Regions from separate parts of the Homo sapiens genome. Here region 2 is linked to region 1. A link is an interaction called in ENCODE POLR2A ChIA-PET data of the cell type or tissue named here. Cell type or tissue: MCF 10A. All regions are shown on one strand. Each heading gives the region's core, and the rest is flanking DNA. Links, peaks and the distances in the headings are about the cores only.

Region 1 (10,223 bases), core at 1,926-6,925:
AGAAAAAAGAAATGTTCAGAGCACTCAAGACTTGAGGAGACACACTGAGGAGGGAAAGGCATCAGAATTGGGTTGGTTAAGAACCTGCCTCCAGAGCAGAGCTGCCTGGGGGCAGATCTTGGCTCTTTGACTAATAGGCTGTGTGACCTTGGGCAAATGGCATAATTCTTGCATGCCTTAGTTTCCTCTCCATTTCCTTGGGCAAATGGCCTAATTCTTCCATGCCTCAGCAGGTGGGGTGTACAACCCACAGGGCTACTGCGTGGTTGGCATGAGATAACATGTGTGGGTGCCTGAAGCAGTGCTTGGCACAGGGTACGTGCCCAGGAAGTGTCCTGCACTATTACTGCTGAGAGCTGCATGCATGAAATGATTTTTTTACACTCTGCCCTTATCTCTGAAAAAGTATTTGTCATATTAGGAGGAGGGTTCGAGATAGCAAGGTGTGCTATGCCAACCACTCAGGCTGCTTTCTGGCTCTAATTGCAACTTGATTTAATTAGGCCAATATAGTTATTTTACTACCAGAAGAAAACTTAGAGATTGTCCCTTCCAACCCCCTCGTTTTATAGATGAGGAAACCATGAGGTACTGAGAAATTGTGACTCATCAAAGGCCATTTAACACATTACTTAAATCAATTGGGGCCTTTGTGCACTGCTGATGAGGATGTAAAATGGTGTGGATAATGGTATGGTGGGAGGTTCTTCAGAAAATTAAGCAGAATTACCATATGATCTAGCACTTCTACTTCTGGATATTTACCCAAAAGAATTGAAAGTGGGAACTCTAATAGATATTTGTACACCCATGTCCATAGCAGCATTACGTACAATAGCCCGAAGGTGGAAGCAACCCATGTGTCCATCAACAGATGAATAGATAAGTAAGATGTGGTACGTGCACTCTGAACAAGCATTCATTTGGCTGCACAGGGCCAGATCAAGGTATACTGTGTTCTTTACCAATATTGACTTGACGCCTTTTTCCAGAATTTTGTGTCCACCTAAGATCAGGCTTTCTGGGAGCTTGGTGACTTCAAGAGTTCCTCATGTGAATAGTTGAATCCATTGGATGGTGTTTTGCATAGTTCTAAAAACAGTAGGGAAATCATGAGTGCTAAGTTTTGAACTGTAATTATTTGTCTTTGCCCTTAATTTTATAGAGCTTTGTGATCATTAGAGGCATAAACACAGAATTGTAGAGCTGGAAATAGTTTAAAAATATTTTGTCCACATTTCCTCATCTGTAGATGAGGAAACGGGCCCAGAGAGATGAAGGGACTTTACATGTTAGAATGGAAAGAACACACCCTAGACCTCATGTGACTTCTGCCACTGATTTTCAGTCTATAAAGGTGTGATAATAACACCTATAGTGCCCGCTTCAAATAAGGCAGTATACATGAAAGTGTTTTCCAAGTGGAATGCACGATACAAGAGTAAGTGATTAGTATTGCTAACTTGTGAGTAGTAATTTCACAACACACTTAGAGATGTCATTATCCTCATCTTCTCCTTGAACAGTTCAGCAACATCATCAAGGTTATTAAGTGCTTAATTTTACACAAGGCTGTGGTAGGCTTTTATTCCTAAGGAAATTGTATTTTTGTTTTTCCAGGAGCTTTTAAATCTTGACCAAAGACATATAGGTGGGGTGTAAATAGCCAAATAGATATTGATCTGTTTATTTATATAATAGGCTTATATCAATGCATATGTGCATAGCAGGCATGGGTTCTGCAATACTCAGGTTCTGTGCGAGGTGCCAGGAATTCAGTGATGAGTGAGGCAAACATGATCCTGCTCTTGTGGAATTTACAGTCCAGTTGGGGTGGGGAGGGAGAAAGAAATTTTAAAGAGAAATTAAACATTAACTATATACTTACAATTTAATGAGAAAAAAATAAAATCCAAGGTTCTTTGAAAGCATTTATTTAACAGGCAGATCTAACATGACCTGGGCCACCAAAGGAGGCCATCTGGAGGAGATGACATTTAATAAAGGCTGAAGAGAAATGAGGCTTGAAAGTGTGCAGAGGTCTTGAGAAAGGAGCAGTCCATTTGAGTAGCTCAATGGCAGGCGGGTTGGAGTGTGATGAGCAAAGGGGTGGGGCAGTGAGAGCTTCAGGTGAGGAGGCTGAGGGAACAGTGAGAGCCCAAAGGACATCCTAGGTCACGCGAAGGAGTCTACACTTTATCTGAAGTGCCAACGTAAGTCTTTGAAGAATTCCAAGCAAGCATGAGTGATGCAATCACTACTTCATGTGTAAAAGATCACCCTGGCTATTGTATAAGGAGTGGACCAACAGACTGGAGTATTTGCTGATTAAGTGACTTCTAGGATTTCTTTCAAATTAATCCAGGAGTTGTGGGGAGAAACAGATGAAACAATATTGGGCATGTGTCAGTAACCATCAAGGCTGAGTGATGAGTACATGAGGGTCTGTGTTACTGTCGTCTAAAATTTCCACATGGAAAAGTTGTTAAAACCACCATATAAATGAATATCTTTTATAAACAAGCTCAGCGTGTGTGTATGAAGAAACATTTCTAGCCTGTATAGAAAAAGTGATCTCCATCTTCACAAATGAAGGGAAATGGTTTACAATACAAATATACAGAAAGAGCTAATGATGTGAGCCACATACAAGCTCCCCTGTGGATCCTGGCCACATCTCTTAAATCCAGTCTCGGGTTCCTGGCCTGGGAGTCTATGTCACCCTCATGATTTTTTGCCACAGACAAAATTAACCAGTGGTTTTAGCACAACTCATTTCTTCAGCATACCTGAAGAGTATCTATGCCTTCTCAAGAAGTGTCCTTCAACCTCCAGGGTAGTAATGAAGGGTACCCCAAAGAAGCATTTTTAACAGAAAAGAGACCAGAGAAGGAGAGAATCCTCACTGTTGGACTTTGCCCCATGCTGCCTCCTTGGGACCCTGGGAGATCCTTTCCCGGCCTGCTGGATCTGCCCTTTCCCCCTGAGAGGCAGGAAGAGCTGAGATCTCCAAGCCAGACCTTCACAGTGCCTCTCTCTACAGTCTTAGTGTGGGAGGGGCATCTTTCCATGGCTTCCTGAGATGGAGATTTATTTAAGAAGGAAAGCTTGTTGAATTCCCTCTTACCTTTTTAAATGAAAGGTATTATTATTATTCTATATCTGGGGAAACTGGTCAGACACCTGTTTATGTTACATGCCATAGAGTTACAGATGTTAAAGACCTCAGGGCTTCATCTGGCGTGATGTCAGCGAGGGCCTACATTCAGGGTTGGGGAGGGTGTGTACTGTCCAGCATTCCTCTAAAAGTGTGTGACTGGCAAGGCAGGCTCCAGCATCTTCTGACCACTAATCTAATATTACTGTCCCCACAGGCCCTCCCTGTCATCACCTTTACCACTGCCCTCTCCACCCGCAACACCCCCGAGGTTGTGGACTTGTGAGTTCTTTGTGTATAGCTGTTCAAACATTTCCTATAGACGTGGGTAGTGGACAAAGGACTTGCTTGTGAGAACTTTTCCCATGGAGTGCAGAATCAGTGGGTGCGGGGGTAGCTTGAGCACACTTAGTTTTTAGCCCAGGATTTCTACTTGAAAAGAATTCCCCAAATCATTAACCAGTAATCGCACATCTAAAAGTAACTTTATATGCACCCAAATAGGCACACTGGGAAGACTATTTTTCTTGCTTCCCCTTCTGTCTTTCTCATCTTTGCTTCAAATGTTTCTGCTCAATACTTAACGTGTGCTTGCCTCAAAAGCAGCCTGACCTGCGACTCGCAGAGAATGGAGTATTCACACTGGCAGGATCCTCAGAAATTAACACAAAAAAGGCATATGACGATGACACACACATTTGTGTAAAGAAAAAATAAAAGGCATTCCAGCTGTTATTTCTTAATTTTTTTTAACTTGGTTTGGGAATATATACTACCTGTTTTCTGGTGTCAACATGCCATCAGGTTTCTTAGGCTGACTAAATCATCCCAAAATGCTGATAATGATGAGACAAAAGAAAGTCTATCATTTTTTTAGGGCTTCTGAGGTTCCACTGAGTTTTGCCCTCATCTAGGTCCAGAAGGGCTTAGGGAAGTCCCAGGCGAGTCAGCAGAGCTCAGGAAGCTGAAGCCTTGTCTCAGAGGTTAGTGCTCCTTTGCTGAATCATCTCCAGCAAGAAATCACGTGACTCAGGGTCTACTCAGGTGAAGTCGGCACCCTTGTCTTTGAGCTCACACAGGTGGCTGAGCTAAATAAGTGCTGAAAGGAGCTGGGTGCACTCTCCTGAGTCACCTTTGTTGACTCTGGAAGCACTGTAAACTTGGCATCAGAAGGAGATTATAAAGTGCTTTTGTTCCTAAGCTTTATAAAGTGTGTGTGTATGCATGTGGGTTTCTCTGTCATCCAGCCTCTCAGATTTCATCATCCGAGCATTGTCTGCAGGAATCCTGTTTGCCTGTACGCACAAAGGAGGGAGAACCACAGTTAATTCGGGGATCCTCTTTTAGCCCTGAGTGTGTCCCACATCTGTCACCAGGCAGTGAATTCCAGGAGCATTGACTGTCTTCCTGTTCATTTCCCTACTCCCCTCCTGGGAGAGGCTGGAATGTTCAAGGAAGCCAGCAAAGGTGGTCAGCCAGGAGAAGGCTGGGGAAGAGGAGGGAAAAATGGGACCCGAGTAACGCAGAGGATCCAACCCCAGATCATTAGGGCTGGTTTTTCAAACACTGTTAGGGGAAATCCAAAGAAAGTTATCAAAAGATCCTTGAGTAAGAGGAGTGGTTAACATGCAACCTGGCAGACTGTTGCCAGGACTGGAATACCTGTCTGAGGAAAGGAAGGTGCCCCACAGGCCTCTTACCAAAACCCCTAGTGAGGTTAACACCCTTCAGAAAAGGAACCGTTTGCTCACAGATCAAGGCCAGTGTCTGCAGAAAACAGAAAAACACTGCTCTTCCCAGAGATTTTGTATTTGGGTCTTTTTAAGTCATATAATTTTACTAAAGTTCTTGATCTCTACTTCTTTTTCCCTCATTAAATTGTAAGTTTCCTAAGGTTGGAAGTCCTTACATTTTGATAGCAGTGTAAAGGATTTTTTAAAATGTATTTTTAATAGAGTACTCATGCTGCATGTCTCATTTATCTCCATCCCTGCCAGGAAGATAAAGATGTCAAAGCTTTTGTAAAATGACCACGGAAACTTTTCCTGTGTGGAGATTTGCTAACCGGTGTCTGTGGGTCAGAAAAGCTTTTTGTTTCGAGTTAGAAAAACTCTTGTCAACAAAAGTATTTGACTTTGTTGTTTTTTGTTTGTTTGTCCTTGCCAACTATCAAAGGTCAGTAATTTGGGGCAGTTGATCATTAGATTTGGTTTGGATGCCAAAGATAATGCGCATCCAGGATAAAGAAGGGTACTGGCCTTGATTTCATCAGAGGAGGATAAAGGACATTGTATAGTCCCCACTAGAGAATCTTTGTTCAGCACTCACTTCTCTTCAGTAGCTACATTTGGGGAATCATACCTGGAAAAAAGTAGTTCGTATAGCTTGGGCATGTAGGGTAGCAGCAGCTTTTTCTTAACACTTGGAAGTCATTGGAGAGCATTGAAATCCGCCCCATCAGTCAGAGCTGCTTGAGACTGGTTTGTCAGGAATAGAAGCATGTTGTCTAACAACGGGCATTGGCACAACTGCATGACCTTGGGTTTCCATCTCCGAGACTTGCCTCTAACCTTTACCTACGGTTAATCAACATTGTCCCATGACCAGAAAGAAGATACAAGGAAGCAATAATGATTATAAAACCCAGGAAAGGCAGGGTGTTGGGAGCCTTGGAAAGGAATTGAGTATGTGCTTATGAAGGGCTGCTGGATTCCAGTCACAGACAGCATGGAAAACACAGCCAGCAAACCCACCACGGATTTGAGCACTGCCCCTGCCCGCTAGAGGAACAGTATAGGGCATTTAGTGTACTGAGTTTCATCGAGAGAAAATAAAGTACACTGTGTAGTGTGTCTCTGGAGATATCGCACAGAATATTCTGATGCTGGTCAGTTACAACCTGCCAGGTAAGGCACTGACCCACCGGCATTCTCAAATATACCCACATGCCCACTTCCTCCATCACTGGCTCAGGGAGATCAGCTTGAGCAAGTTTATTTCACTTTATTTTTAATAAAGAAAAGCCCATTTCAGACTCAAGGAAAACAAAGCATCTGTAGCTGAGGGAAGGACAATCTTCAAAATGCCAGCTTTTTTTTTTTCCTCCCAGAGTTTTTAGTGATAAATGCAAAAATAGAAGAAAGAAAAGAGTCCCTTGATATGGGCACAGACTGTGGAGGCCACTGGTGTGGCCACCCACCCACCTGACGCCGGACAGGCCAGTCCGGCTCTGCTTCACGTGTTTTCAATGACACAATGCTGTTCCTGCCAGGGAGCACTCTCATCACTTAATGGTACTGAGTATTACAACCACATTACGTGTTTTAGTTTTTCTTATGATGTATTTAGATATGCTGCCTTTAACTTCCACTCCCTGAACTTATTTCTCCCTGAAATTATTTCTCATCTAATCCCTCTTCTGGCCGACAGCTCTTTGAGTATTTGAAAATTTTAAGTGTCCTTCTATCTTTTCCAGCAAAAAGACCCTCAGTAGTTTGAAATAAAACCAGGTGTCAGGCTGAAGGATGCCTCGGATTTTTTCCAGCCCTATTACTTTTCTTTCCCTTCACTTACCACCTGCACTGTATGTACTTCTCAGCCCTTCTCCTTCCATAGAATCAGAGGAAAAAGAATGTCACATGAGCCAGCAAAGAAGTACAACACAAGGAAACACACAGAGTGCGTGAATTCTCATCAGATGAAGTCCTGAGTGTCATTTATTAGGTGAAAGTAAAGTAAACTGTGTAATGATTCTCCTCACCTGTCGGTCCAAGTATCTTAACCCAGAATCCAAATAAGAAGATTGGTAGCCTCAAGGGGAAGTCTAGCGTAGGGACTGAGAGCAAAGGCCTGAGTTCAAATCCTGACTGTAGCACTCCCAAACTGTGTGACAGGTTACAGATGGGTCTGTTTCTCAGTTTCCTAATCTTTAAATTAGGAATAATAACCACAGTTGCTTTAAGGATTATATCCAATGAATTTGGAACACTTAATGCCTATGCAACAAAGGAGTATGCAGCATACATATATGGTAGTAATGGCTACCACTTCTTAAGCTGTAACTTGTATCAAACGGTATCATTCTCTACTCTCTCCACTCCTGCAGCTTCCCCCTTCTCAAACCAGTCTGGATACCTGGCAGGGTGGTCCATTGCCATGAGTGTGCAGGTAACTAGTTCCAGCCCTCCCCAGCAAATTCCATCCAGATCCAATCTTAGCAGGATAGAGCACCTCTCCTTCTCTTGGCTCGTCCAGTATTCCATAGCAGCACCATTCGGTATAAGAACCTAGACTTGGGAAGATTACAGTTTGTTTCCCCAGAGAGATTCAGGAAGTCTGTTGTCTGTCCTTTCCACCCTACCAAGCCCCATCCCACCCCCAGTGGACTGTCATCAGCCCCATCTTGCATTTAAATGTCTGTCACTGCCTTCTCCTATGGAAAAGTGACTTATCAATGCCAGGTCCAAGCCTGGTGTCTCTCCCATACTGTGCAGCCACATCCCTGCATGACCACTGCCCTGAGCTGGAGGGTGCTGCTAGCACGGGGTGTCTCCAGATCTCCCCAACAGCTGGCAGGAGGGGTATAAAAGGAGAAGGTTGGTCTTCATAACTGGGTCAGAATCTGCGTGTGCCAGCAGCATCCTTCAGACAGACACGCGCCTGCAACACGCATGCGTGGTGTGCTTCTCGTCAGCCCCAGGTGGCCATTAGGGTCTATGGTCATGGCGAGGTTGGGCGTCATGGCTGTGAACCGCACTCTATTCTGTGTCCTGTGCTCTTTCTCTGCCCTTTCTCCCCAGGACCCTCTCTAGAGCCATTAAATGCCTTTTCCCCATTTAGGATCATCGCTCTGGAATATTGGCAGGAAGGTTCTGTGGCATAGTTTCCTTGCCTTCTAACTTGCCAGCATTAGCTGCTAACTCTCTCTCTGCCCTTTGTTTAAGGTCTGAAATTGAATGAATGGAGAAGGTCATTTTGTTTGCCCAACAGCCACATCCAACCATTAGGCAGAAAATACAGTGTTCTCTGGCTCCTGGAAGAAAATCTTATTAGACTAATTGCTTTATTTATATAACTTGTCCTCTTCCTATGAAATCAGACAGATTTTGAAAGAGGAAAAAAATACTTGTGGCCATTACTTATATTTTAGTGAGTAAAGTACATTTGGGCCCAGTTATTTCAAGACTCATAATGACACAGCGTTAAACTCTATAATCTGGAACATCCAACAACTCAAAACTGAAGCTGCCTCCTGTGTGCCCACAAGATGTGATAAGCACCATACCTGACACCAGATTTGCAAAGAAGCTGCTCCACTGCACCCATCTTGCTGCATTTAGTTTCTCTGTCCTATTGTTAATGCAGATATAGTTGCACATTAAAACCTATTGTTTGTAGGCCGGGCGTGGTGGCTCACACCTGTAATCCCAGCACTTTGGGAGGCCGAGGCAGGCGGATCACTTGAGGTCAGGAGTTCAAAACCAGGCTGGCCAACATGGTGAAACCCCGTCTCTACTAAAAATACAAAAATTAGTCGGGCGTGGTGGTGCACACCTGTAATCCCAGCTACTCGGGAGGCTGAGGAAGGAGAATTGCTTGAACCTGGGAGGGGGAGGTTGCAGTGAGCCAAAATTGTGCACCATTGCACTCCAGCCTAGACAGCAAGAGCGAGACTCCATATCAAAAAAAAACAAAACAAACAAAAAACTATTGTTTGTATTCTCGTTTTAAGATTGTCTTAGAAAAGGTTTTCTGTCAGGAAAAAAAAAAAAAAAGTTTTCCAAATAGGGTTTGGTGGTATGTGCCTATAATCCCAGCTACTCAGGAGGCTGAGGCAGGAGGATCACTTGAGCTTAAGAGTTTGAGACCAGCCTGAACAACATAGGAAGATCTTATCTCAGAAATTAAAAAAAAGCAAGAAAAAGGAACATTATTTTCCAAAGACCATTCCTCCCACTGCACTACTGGAGCCTAGGACAGTGAAGGCAGAAAGAGATCTTGTTCTCTCTTACCTGGCTGTAGAGGAACAGGGAGAGCCAGATGAGCCTCAGGGTCAAGGCTGACCTCAGAGTGTAGTCTCTCAGCAGCTTTCTATCTGTGCCCCTGCCTTTTAGTAGAACAGGATGGACTTACAAGTTTGGCATTTGGGTCCCATTAGGGACATAAGCAAATAATGGAAGTATTCTGCAAAAGAATTATGCTGCCACTGTTCACAGCGGTGGGAACAGAGTGTTTAGGGACAGTCTATTCGAGCCTAGGACGGCAACAAGATGTTCACTAATACTATCATTTCTTGAGGGCTTTCTTTATGCCAGGCGCTTTACGTTAATTCTCTCATTGACTCATCATAACTTTTTAAAATATAGGAAAATCTTCATGTTAGAGTTGAGAAATCTAAGGCTCAGAGAAGTTAAGAAATTTGTCCACAGTCACACAGTAACTCAGTGGTGAAAGAATGATACAAACACAAGCAGTGACACTGCAGAGCCTGACCAGCCCTCCATGTCAGAGAAGCTGTTAGTTCTTTCAGCCTTCCCTGGCTTGCAGGAGGCCTCCCAGGACATTCCTATACAAACTTGGCCCAAATCCTTTACATGTCCCCTTAGAACTAGCGTCAGGAGGGAGCATGCCTGCTTGCTTTCCCCTGCAGCCACACCTCCTCTGTAGTCTGGGAAAAAAACTGTTAAGTGTCTCATTCTCGGGGCCAGGTGTGCCTCTGATTCCTTGAGTATCCTCTAGTTCAGTTCCACTGTAATGAGGGCCACAGCAGGAAGGGGAACATAAAATGAGTCCCTGAGTTCTTGACCCTTCTCTTTCCCCTGCTCTCCAGTCAGTTTGAGACTTACACTTGGGGTAGAATCCAGATTTTCCACCCTGGTCCCCTCACTCACTCTGTGCAGCTTATAAAGTGCTTTTCTTGGCCCTAGAAAACATTCTGCTTCCTTTAGTAAATGTGTGCAGAATATTTCATGAAGTCACATTATTTTCCTCTTTGGCCGACTTTCCCTCTTGGATCACAGTCAGGGAGAAAGTCAGCTGAGGTGAGGCAACTTTTCAGTGTGACCTT
Region 2 (10,223 bases), core at 2,930-7,929, 50 kb after region 1:
ATAGGTCCTAGCTTGTGGTAGTTCTGGCAGATTTTTAGAGTGTTACCAGTATACCCCCTTCATACCATGGCGGTCCAGCTGTTGATATTCTAGGTGCCCAGGCCAAAGGAGGCCAGAAAGAGAGCCCAAAGGCTGGTGCTTGGAGGGTATGTTGACCTGTGGGTCTTTGGTCCTGACTCTGGCAATACCAAAAGTTTCTTTTTGTTTTGTAGAACATGTAAAACTGAAGGCTGCTGCTCAAAATGTCCTATGGCTACATTTCCATTTGTCTAACCCACCCAGTGATTTTTTAATACTATCAAAACTTGCCTAGGAGTTCCACTTCCAAAAGTTATTGGCTGCATTTTGACTAATTCTTAGATTGAAGACAGGGACTAGGGCCTGAAAACCACAGCCCCCAAGGGAGCCAGGTCTGTTCAAGGCATTGCTTCCAAGTCAGAGACTCTTCACCAAGCCTTTTTTCTCCTTGGAGACCAATGGAGCAGCGTTAATCTGGCACAGATGAGCACTCCCATAATGCTCAACATCTCTTTCCAAGAGTGGAGAGAGATGATGCAGAGATTAGTCAATCATCCCAATATAAAAATTAGTGGACATATTGGCAAATAGGAAACGTGTTTTTTTTTTTTTTTTTTTTGAGACAGTCTCACTCCGTCACCTAGGGTGGAGTGCAGTGGCATGATCATGGCTCACTGCAGCCTCAACCTCCTGGGCTCAGGTGATCCTCCCACCTCAGTTTCCCAAGTAGCTGGGACTGCAGGTGCGTGCCACCACACCCAGTTAATTTTTTGCATTTTTAGTAGAGACAGGTCTCACTATGTTCCTCAGGCTGGTCTCGAACTCCTAGGTTCAAGTGGTCCTCCCACCTCCGCCTTCCAAAGTTCTGGGATTAGAGGCATAAGTCACCACACCCAGCCAGGAAATATTTAATAATTGTGTTGTTCATGCATCTATCCCAGAAATGAATTCAATCAAACACTGCATTATGAGCATGAATTTGTGTTACATGATTCTATTCTAGACTCGGGAAACAGCAAAGGGATGGCAACAAAAATATTTGAGTGCTACTCTTTGCTCGAAACTCTGCTTTACTTTTGCTCATTCACCATGTCTCATGAATTCCCCTGTCCTTTGATTTCTGGTTCTTTAATATTTCTGGGATTCAATCTTTCTCCCCATCCCCACTGCCTTGATTCACAACCTCCATCATCTGTCAGTAGATTTATTATAAAGCTCTCTGTTATGGGCTGAATTATATCCCCTCAACAACCTCTCCACACCTCAGAATGTGACTGTTTTGGGAGACAGGGCCTTTAAATGGGTAACTAAGGCAAAATTAGGTCATATGGCTGGGCCCTAATCCGATATGACTGATGTCCTTTTTTTTTTTTTTTTTTTTTTTTTTTTGAGACAGAGTCTCACTCTGTTGCCAGGCTGGAGTGCAGTGGTGCGATCTCGGCTCACTGCAACCTTCACCTCCTGGGTTCAAGCGATTCTCTTGCCTCAGCCTCCCGAGTAGCTGAGACTACAGGCATGCACTACCACACCCAGCTAATTTTTGTATTTTTAGTAGAGACAGGGTTTCACCATGTTGGCCAGGATGGTCTCAATCTCTTGACCTCGTGATCCACCCGCCTCAGCGTCCCAAAGTGCCGGGATTACAGGCGTGAGCCATCATGATGTCCTTATAAGAAGAAAGTAGGACACAGATGCACAGAGAGGGAAGACCATGTGAAGACAGGGAGAAACCGGCCATCTGCAAACCTAGGAAGGAGTCCTCAAAATGAAACCAATCCTTGTGACAAACGTTGATCTCACAAGTCCAGATTCCAGGATTGTGAGACAATCCACTTCTGTTGTTCAAGCTCCAGTCTGTGGCACTTAGTCATGGCAGCCCTCTTAAAATAACACAGCCTTCTGCCTGGGCTCTGTGCTTGTTCCTTTCAAGTTGGTACTTCTGAAAGTGGAATTATCTACCTCAGTCATTAGTCTGATCTTGTTACTTGACTGTTTAAAACCCTTCAATAGCACCCCCTCCTCTCCCAGTAGTGTTTTCTGCAGTAAGTTTACTGGAACATTAGTTATGTAAGATGTCCCCCGTTATGTAAGTTTGGGAACTCCACAAGTCTCCAACTTGAGGGGTCACTGAACATTTGCATATCAAAGACTCTGAGAAGTTTTACAGTCAAAAAACCCAGTTAACTTTGTTTCACCCAATGTTTGCCAAACTCAAATTTTTTTTCTTGGTATAATACACATTATATCTACTGCAGCGTGTGTTCTGTAGTACAAACTAGGAAATGCTGCCCCATGCAGTTAAATCCACACATTTGACTTGTCATGTGAAACGAGGGTCGCCAGATTTAGCAAACGAGAATACAGGATCCCCAGTTAAATTTGAATTTCAGAAAAGTCTAAAAAATTATTTGTTGTTTATCTGAAATTCGGTTCAACTGGGTGTCCTGTTTTTTATCTGGCAACCCTGTACAGGACCCTTTGTGACTGCTAGTGAACAGACTGAACCAAAATGAATTTGATAAGAATTGTTTCCCCCAGTTAACACAATAGAAAAAGATAAAGTCAAGATTGATTCTTGGCTTTCAATTGGATTCTTTCAATTTACCACCAACCCTTGTTCACTTAAAGCAGTGGCTCCCCATCCTGGCTACCCGTTAGAATTATCTGAGGAGCATTTAAAAATATCCATACCCCATCCCTAACCAATTAGAATTTGGGAGTTACTAAATGGGGAGTTAGAAAGGCAGGGCAGGGAGAGTGAGGCCAGGCAAGTGTATAGCATGCAAATTTAAGGAGGTGGCCACTCTCAGGAGCCAACCCTGCACTTGCACAGCCCTGAGAGTGAGAACCTCCTTAAATCTTATGCCCTATACACCTGTTGGCCTCACCCTAGTCAGGCCCTATTTAAAGACCTAGGTAAGCCAGCACACCTATAGTCCCTACTATGAGGAGGATGGGATTGCTTGAGTCCAGGAATCTGAATCCAGCCTAGACAAAATAAGGAGACCTATCTTTAAAAGAAAAAAAAATAAGTTAAAGAAAAAGATGTAGGTAGGTACAGGGTTGTGCAGAAGAGCTTCCAGGGGATTTCTGAGCAGTCCTGGGTCCCAGCTCTGTGTTTCATTGCTTTAGAAGGAACATCGACCTTTCCGAGCAATGAACATCAGCTCCAGCTCATAGGCATGAGTCAGGGCAGGCTTCACCAGGCCAGGTTTTCCTGAAATGTAAACTCACAGCAGGCTCTGGTTTCCTCTAGAAGACCACTCCTAAAAGGCTTTAAATGCTTAGGTTCCTTGTTCTTTTTCAGTTCAGGCTGGTGATTGAGTAGCTTCTAGTCATTGGCATCCTAAAGATTCTGTTTCACATTCAAGCATGGTTTTAAATTACTACAAGATGTAATGAAAGTATAGGTTTCACTCTTCTCTCCAAGGTTTTAAAGACTCTCACCCCTGTTCTCCTTCCTCCCTCTCTGCCTTCTGCCCTTTTCTTGCTGGTGATTTTCTGCCCCATCACTGGCAGCCTGGTCAGGAAGGCACCTCATTAATCCACCCACTGGTACAGTGTGCCCAGAACAGCCAAGGCCAACCTTGCTTGGAAGGCCAACTCTCTGAACAGTCCCTTCCTTTACTGGCCTCTAAGTTCCGTGATGTCATCAGCATTCTGCCCCTGGCTGGCGGCCAGATCCTTAACTACTGATTCCCAGATCTCTCCACGTTTTAAAATTCTAGGAAAAGAAACTGTACTTTTCCAGTGCTAAAAAAGGATGGGAATGGTTGGTGGAAGCTCCCAGCACAGCTAAAATTAACTTCTTTCTTTTGTGATAATTGAATGATTTTCAATGATGTTCTTCCTATAATAGGATTCAAAAAGTTTTCCTCAGGGGAAAATTTGGAAGAGAAAAATACAAGGGAAAGGGTTCTCTCAGACAGGGTTTGTAGCAATTTCCTTGCAATATGAAGCTCATGAAATTACATGGGTGTATCTCACTTAGCTTAATAGACATGTCCCTGTAAAGTTTCATATAAATGGAATGTTTAAAAAATTAAATCACTGTAAGTGCACAAGGAAAGATGGCTAAATAAAGGAAGCCCGGGGTGACTCACTTTATAAAGTGAATTATCTTTATGTAATGTACATCATCCTCCCCCACACACACATTGATTTATATATATATATATAATTTTGAATTTTTCAGAGGCTGGATTCTCATAAGGTAAGGGTGCCTCTTACGATGACAACTGGACTGAGGTCACAGCTGTTCTCATACTCTGAAGCTGAACTTTTTATAACGTTCTCTGGGGAGTGTGTAGATGCCAGGGTTCTGCGGGGACTTTTAAGCTCTTACACTGACCCAGACTCCTCCTGGCCTATCCCTGGAGTGATGTGGGCTCTGGAGCACCCAGGGAAATTGTCAATGACTGGACAGTGGAAGAAGTCATGGTAGACAAGCTGAGGCTAACAGTTGCCAAGTGCAACATGAAAAGCAGTGTTGTGTAGCAGTTAGAAGCATGACCTCTGTGGCCAGAAGACTACGGCCCTGCGTCTGTCCTCTAGCTGGGTGATTCTCTGAGCCTCGGTATCCTCCTCTGTAGAATGGGGATGATTACAGTGGTACCTACCTCAGGTACTACTACCTCAGGTCCTATTGCCAGGACTAAATGAAGAAGAAGACCTGGCACATAGGAAGAGCTCAAAAGATTGCTAACTACTTTTAACTTGTCTGGACATGCTCTATTAGAGTAGGAAGGAAACTATAACAAGAAAAGAAAACCAAAGATGCTACTGTCTACTGAGTGCTGCTCCATGCCAGATACATGCTGAACTCATTCATTCAATCCTCACATCACACGAACGGTCACTAATAGTATCCCCACTTCCTAGAGAAGAAAACTGCAGTTCAGAGAGGGTAAGCAATTATTCTAATGCCACACAGCAGATAAGGCACAAAGCAGATGACTTGAGGCCAGTCCTATGTGCTCTTTTCACTCTGTCTCAAGCCTGAGAAGACCAGAGCCTAAAGGTGACTTTTCAAAGATGAAGCCCTCAGACCTGGAGGGTATTTAGATTTGGAAGTAAAATGGTTCAGGAGGTGACATAAAGAAAGAAGGAGAGAGAAATTTATTCAACAAAGACTGATGGAGAGTCTAGAGTGTGCAGGTACTCCAGGTAGCAAAGGAAAATGGGGGTGACAGTCATATAAAATTACAAAGAACCCCAGCCAGTTGTTAGGATTTAGATATGAAAACTGTGCTGTTGAATTCTTAAGCAAAAAAATGACTAACTTTGAGGAAGACTTCAAAAGAGAGGTGACATTTGAAAGCTTTACAAGTATTATCTTATTTAATTCCTTAGTATTTGGTGAGATGTCCACCCCCACTGGACTTTGAGGCCAAGAGTGGGGTCTTCTTTCCCTTTGTTACCTGGAGTACCTGCAGACCCTAGACTCTCAATCAGTCTTTGTTGAATAAATTTCTCTCTCCTCCTTTCTTTATGTCACTTCTTGAACCATTTTACTTCCAAATCTAAATACCCTCCAGGTCTGAGGCCTTCATCTTTGAAAACTCACCTTTTCATCTATCACCCTGGGGCAGGAACTGCTGGTTGCCCACCTAGTATTTAAAAGGCACTTTTTAACTTTACATGGCCAGGCAGTGTGGCTGGCTAAAAGTCTCTATTTTCCAGTCTCCCTGGCAGGCAGCTATGGCCCATAAGATGGAAACAGATCATTGGGTCAGACTTCCAAAAAAGCTTCTTAAAAGGGGTATAGGCTATTTACTTGGAGTTTCTAAGCTCTTTCCTCTTCTTCCTGGTTCTTGCCTGAAATGAAGACAAGACGGCTAAGGCTCTAGCACCAACTTGTGACCTTGAGAAAGGCAAGGGGAGTCTGGTCCCTGGTGACCGTGACTTGCTGTAGCAACCTTGGACTGCCGAGCTCCAGACTTGCTTGTTTAAATGAAAGAAAAATAAACTATCTTACTTAAGCCTGTGTTATTTTTGGCAATTGTTATTAGCATCTGACCCAATCCCTAACTGGCATAAGCTCCTGAGGCCATTAGGCAGAGGTGCTGGGTTCCCACTACCCTACACTGTTGGGGCAAGCCTGTGGCTCCAGGGCACCCGAAGAGCCTAGAGTGTTTCCTTTAAATTGCAATTCCTTTTTTGTCAACTGTTTAGGCCCTGGCATCAAGCACACAGCCTGGTACTCAGTAGCACTCAATAATGTATGTTGAAAGAATACAATGAATAACTGCCGCTCGACCATTTCCCCAAGGAGCTGTTTTTCTGAGGGGTTTAGAATCATGCCTTCTCGGATTTCCACAGGACAGCATCAGTACGAAGCTTGTGGGACATCCAAAGTGCTTTGAGATATTTAAAAAGTAAAGAATAAATCGGAAATGATAAACATTTAAACAATGAAGATATACATAAAGCCTCATTTAAGTAGTATGTTTTAAAAGGTGAAGCAAAATTGTGTATTTTTTGTAGATTTTAAAAATATAATTAAATGGGATGAAAGTAAGAGCTGCTATCCCAAATCCCTGTTTTTAAAAAATTATTTTTGAGTGATTGCAAAATAACAAATATAACTTTGTAAAAGAATCGAAATTATTTAGAAAGGTTAAATATTGAAAGCCCTTTCATAACTACTGCTATGGAACAGTTTGGTAAATATCCTTTTAACTCTTCCTGTACATAAAAATCATGCAAATAGATGCGTATAAACATAAGCTCATGATGTGTATATTATTTTGCAACCTTTGCTTTTTTCACTTAACATCCTATCTTGGGCATTTCCCCACGTCTGTGCATTTAGATTAACCTGGTTCTCTGTAAGGTAATAGAGCATCCTTTATCCCAATACCCTCCTTTAATATAAATCTGTTTGGATGTAATTTTGACCTTGCTCTCTAAAGAGTCATCATGTTTACCTGAGGAGGTTGATGAGAAAGACATCAGAGATTAACTGTCACCCCTAACTAAAGTGAGCTGGGCCCTGCAGTAGTCAGACAGGCTGGCAGATGTCTAGATTGAGAAATAAAAATATCCCAGGATCAAGATTTTGTGGATAGAAAGCCATGAAGCTCAGAGTTAGGAACAAACAACTTGGGCCCATCAAGATAATGGACATGCTTCTAGAATCCCTGACAATTCCTGCCAGCGGCAGGCATTGATCACCTGAGAAGCAGGTATCATTCCCCAGTCCTGTAGGAGACAGTCTCTTCTTGACTGGCCTTCTCATAGGGCACTGAGCCTCTGGAGTGCTGAGCACTGGCTTTTCAGCTTCTGGGTACTGGGGAGGAAGTGGTCAAAAACCCAGGGGGAAAAGAAAAAAACCTCTGCCCTGGGGAAGTTGAGGCTCTACGTGTGGAGATGAATTATGTGAACCCCACTCCCACCACGGCCAAACCCCGTAAATCACCCCAGTCAGCTACCATCACTGGAGCTCCCTTTGTAAATGTTGACAGCAGCTGCTATCAACTTGGGCAGCCAACTGGGCTCAGCCAAGAAGCCTTTGGGGAAGATGTGGGTTAATCATCAAGCAAGGCTTTAAAAGCGGACGGAGGCCAGAGGCCAGACCCCCGCTGGTGCAGATGCACAGACCTGTGACAGAGGTGCAGGCTGTGGGGCGGCGTGGAGGCGGGAGGTGGTGGGGGGATCAACAAGATTAGCTCAGGCAGGGAGAAGAGTCTGAGGGGGAATGTAAGAAGCACAGGAAATGAGTGCAAGCAGGAGGGGCTTTCGAACTGTGTTGAGATTGACTTGGATAGATTAGCAGTGGGGAGCAGCTGTGGCTTGGGCAGAGGCACCTCTGAGGCCAGCCAGGCAGGCCACAGCTGCACCTGCTGGGCCCCTTCCTGCCATGCACCTATAAGGAAGCAGCTCCACCAGGAACCCCACCAGCCTCTGTCTTGTGCCAGTTGGGTAATGTGCACCCGGATGCATCCAGTATTATTGTTTCATTGGCAAAGCAGTTCAGGATTTTCTAGCTGACCAGTTGGCCCAATTAGGATTTCTCCCTCACAGATAGCAAAAAAGTTGGGCCTGCCTTCCAGTCCACTTTGCCAATCCTCCTGCTAGAGAACTGAAGTCAGTCCTCCAGTCCTCCTGCTAGAGAACTGAAGTCAGACAATGTTGGGTTTATGGACTAGTTGCAATGAGGAATAACACACAGATAGCACGGGGAGCCATGGGGCAGCTCAGTAAGAGGATGTGATAAAGGACTTCTTGTAGGATTTGGGCTTAGGTGATACTGGGGAGGATTCAGGGAAGTGGGAGATTGCTCTGGATTTTGGATGTTATCAGGAAGCAGAGGTAATTCTAGGACTGGGTATCTTAATAATTCTTACCTAGAAGGCAGAAGGAATGAGATGAGGCTAAAGGTGTAATTAATAAAGAAGCAGAAGTTGCTCATATTAGCCAGGAAAGGAGCATCTTTGGTCATTCTTGTGGTTCGGACAATGTTCTTATTTTTGTCTGGGTCTAGACATGATTATGGGATCATCTTGTTTTCTTTTGCTCCATTACAGTCACAGAGCGGCTGTATCTGATGTTGGTGTTCTATGGAAATTATGTTCAACAGGAGCACACCATGGCCCAGATGTGAGCGCCAGGCTTATGTCTAAAGGCAGCCAGGAATCCTGCAGAGAAAAGATTCTGATGGTTCTCAGCATTCCTATCTAAGCAGAAGCTCCTCTTGCAGGGCTAGAGATGATGCCGGAAGAAAGCAGGTGCTCCTGTTGGAAGGCTGCCTCAGGTCTATTCATCCATTCAACAAATACTTTTTGAATGGGAAACATACTCAGGCACTTGGGACAGAGCCGTGACATGGATAGTTCTCATGGGTATACATTTTATTGAGGGACACAGACAACATGAGTGAACAACACTGGGGCCTGTTGGGGGATGGGGTGGGGGGAGGGAGAGTATTAGAAAAGATGGCTAATGTATGCTGGGCTTAATACCTAGGTGATGAGTCGACAGGTGCAATAAACCACTATGGCGCATGTTTACCTGTGTAACAAACCTGCACATCCTGCACATGTACCCCAGAACTAAAAATTAAAAAATATATTTAAAAATAAAGTCACGGGTATTACCGGGCATTATAAAGACAATAAAAGTAGTTGTCAGAGAATGACTGGGGGACACTTTGGAGAGGTGGTCAGGTAAATGCTCTCTGAGGAGGTGATCAGAAGGTTCCCTGTGAGATTCTAAGGTGAGACTAGCAGCAGGAAGAAGGCAGGAACATCTGCAGTGTGGTAACTGAGGGAGAGATGGGCTGAGATGAGGCTAGAAAGGTGGGCTGTGTTAGGGGGTTTGGGGTTTACTCCCCATGCCCTGGGAGGCCACTGGAAGACTTTAGCGAGAAGAACAGCAGGCCCCACATCTCCCTGTGAAACAGCAGAGGCTTGCAGCATACTGGCCTCTCAGCATCCCAAGACCTGTTCCTGACCTGCCCCAGCCCCTCCCTCCAGGCCTGGGGTTTTGGGTGTACGGGAAATAGTCTGACTGTCTCCTACTCTGCTGAGGTCAGTCATTGTTCAGAGTGGTGTATTAGTTCCCTATTTCTGCTGTAACAAATTACCACAACTTAGTAGCTTAAAGCAACACAAATGTACTACCTTATAGTTCTGGAACTCAGAAATCCTAGCATCAAGATGTCTGCGGGGCCTTTGCCTCCCAGAGGCTGCAGGGAAGTACCTGTTTCCTTGCCTTTCCCAGCTTCTAGAGGCTACCTCCATCCCTTGGCTTGTGGCTCCTTCCTCCACCTTCAAAGCTGGTGGCATAGCATCTTCAAAGCTCGCCCACTGTCTCTCTGACTATGACCCCTGCTTCCATCATCATAGCTCATTCCCCGACTCTGACCCACCTGCCTCCCTCTTATAAGAACCCCTGTGATTACACCAACCCCACCCAGATAATTCAGGATAATCTCTCTATCTCAAGGCTCTTAAATTAGCCACATCTTCAAAGTCCCTTTTGCCATGTAAGGTAACATATTCACAGGTTTTGGGAGTTAGGAGTTAAACATCTTTGGGGAGCCATTCTGTCTACCACAGGTAGTCACCTGGACAGCAGAGAACCGAAATTTATCTTGAGCCATTCTACTAATGATATGTGTCATTTAGCCACTGGAAACCTACTCACTTATCTGTAAAAATGAGATGAGTACTTGCCCCACCTACCTCAGAAAGTTATTGTAT

The links. ChIA-PET counts read pairs that join two places held together with the same protein. Peaks named below come from ENCODE experiments on the same cell type or tissue, not always from the same donor. Only the 100,000 strongest peaks of a DNase experiment are listed, where the experiment ranks them.
Region 2: POLR2A ChIA-PET joins it to region 1 with 6 read pairs; 7 of 35 experiments call an interaction of 5 or more read pairs at or near these places.

The regions. Positions count from the first base shown.
Region 1 is chr14:61,533,455-61,543,677 of GRCh38, forward strand. The region is part of intron 12 of PRKCH (protein kinase C eta); the gene reads left to right. It overlaps PRKCH-AS2 (PRKCH antisense RNA 2), which reads right to left. Exons shown (of 3, transcript NR_188139.1): 2 at 9,169-9,263; 3 at 1,919-4,452. Among named protein-coding and RNA genes, the nearest start is that of PRKCH-AS2, 6.9 kb to the right of the region's middle. RefSeq lists an enhancer at 3,845-5,044. In MCF 10A, for the core only: no CTCF peak of the experiment used is centred there; a DNase peak (open chromatin) is centred at 4,277.
Region 2 is chr14:61,582,592-61,592,814 of GRCh38, forward strand. All of the region lies in intron 1 of LINC03033 (long intergenic non-protein coding RNA 3033), which reads left to right. Among named protein-coding and RNA genes, the nearest start is that of LINC01303, 17 kb to the left of the region's middle. In MCF 10A, for the core only: no CTCF peak of the experiment used is centred there; DNase peaks (open chromatin) are centred at 3,650, 4,090 and 6,040.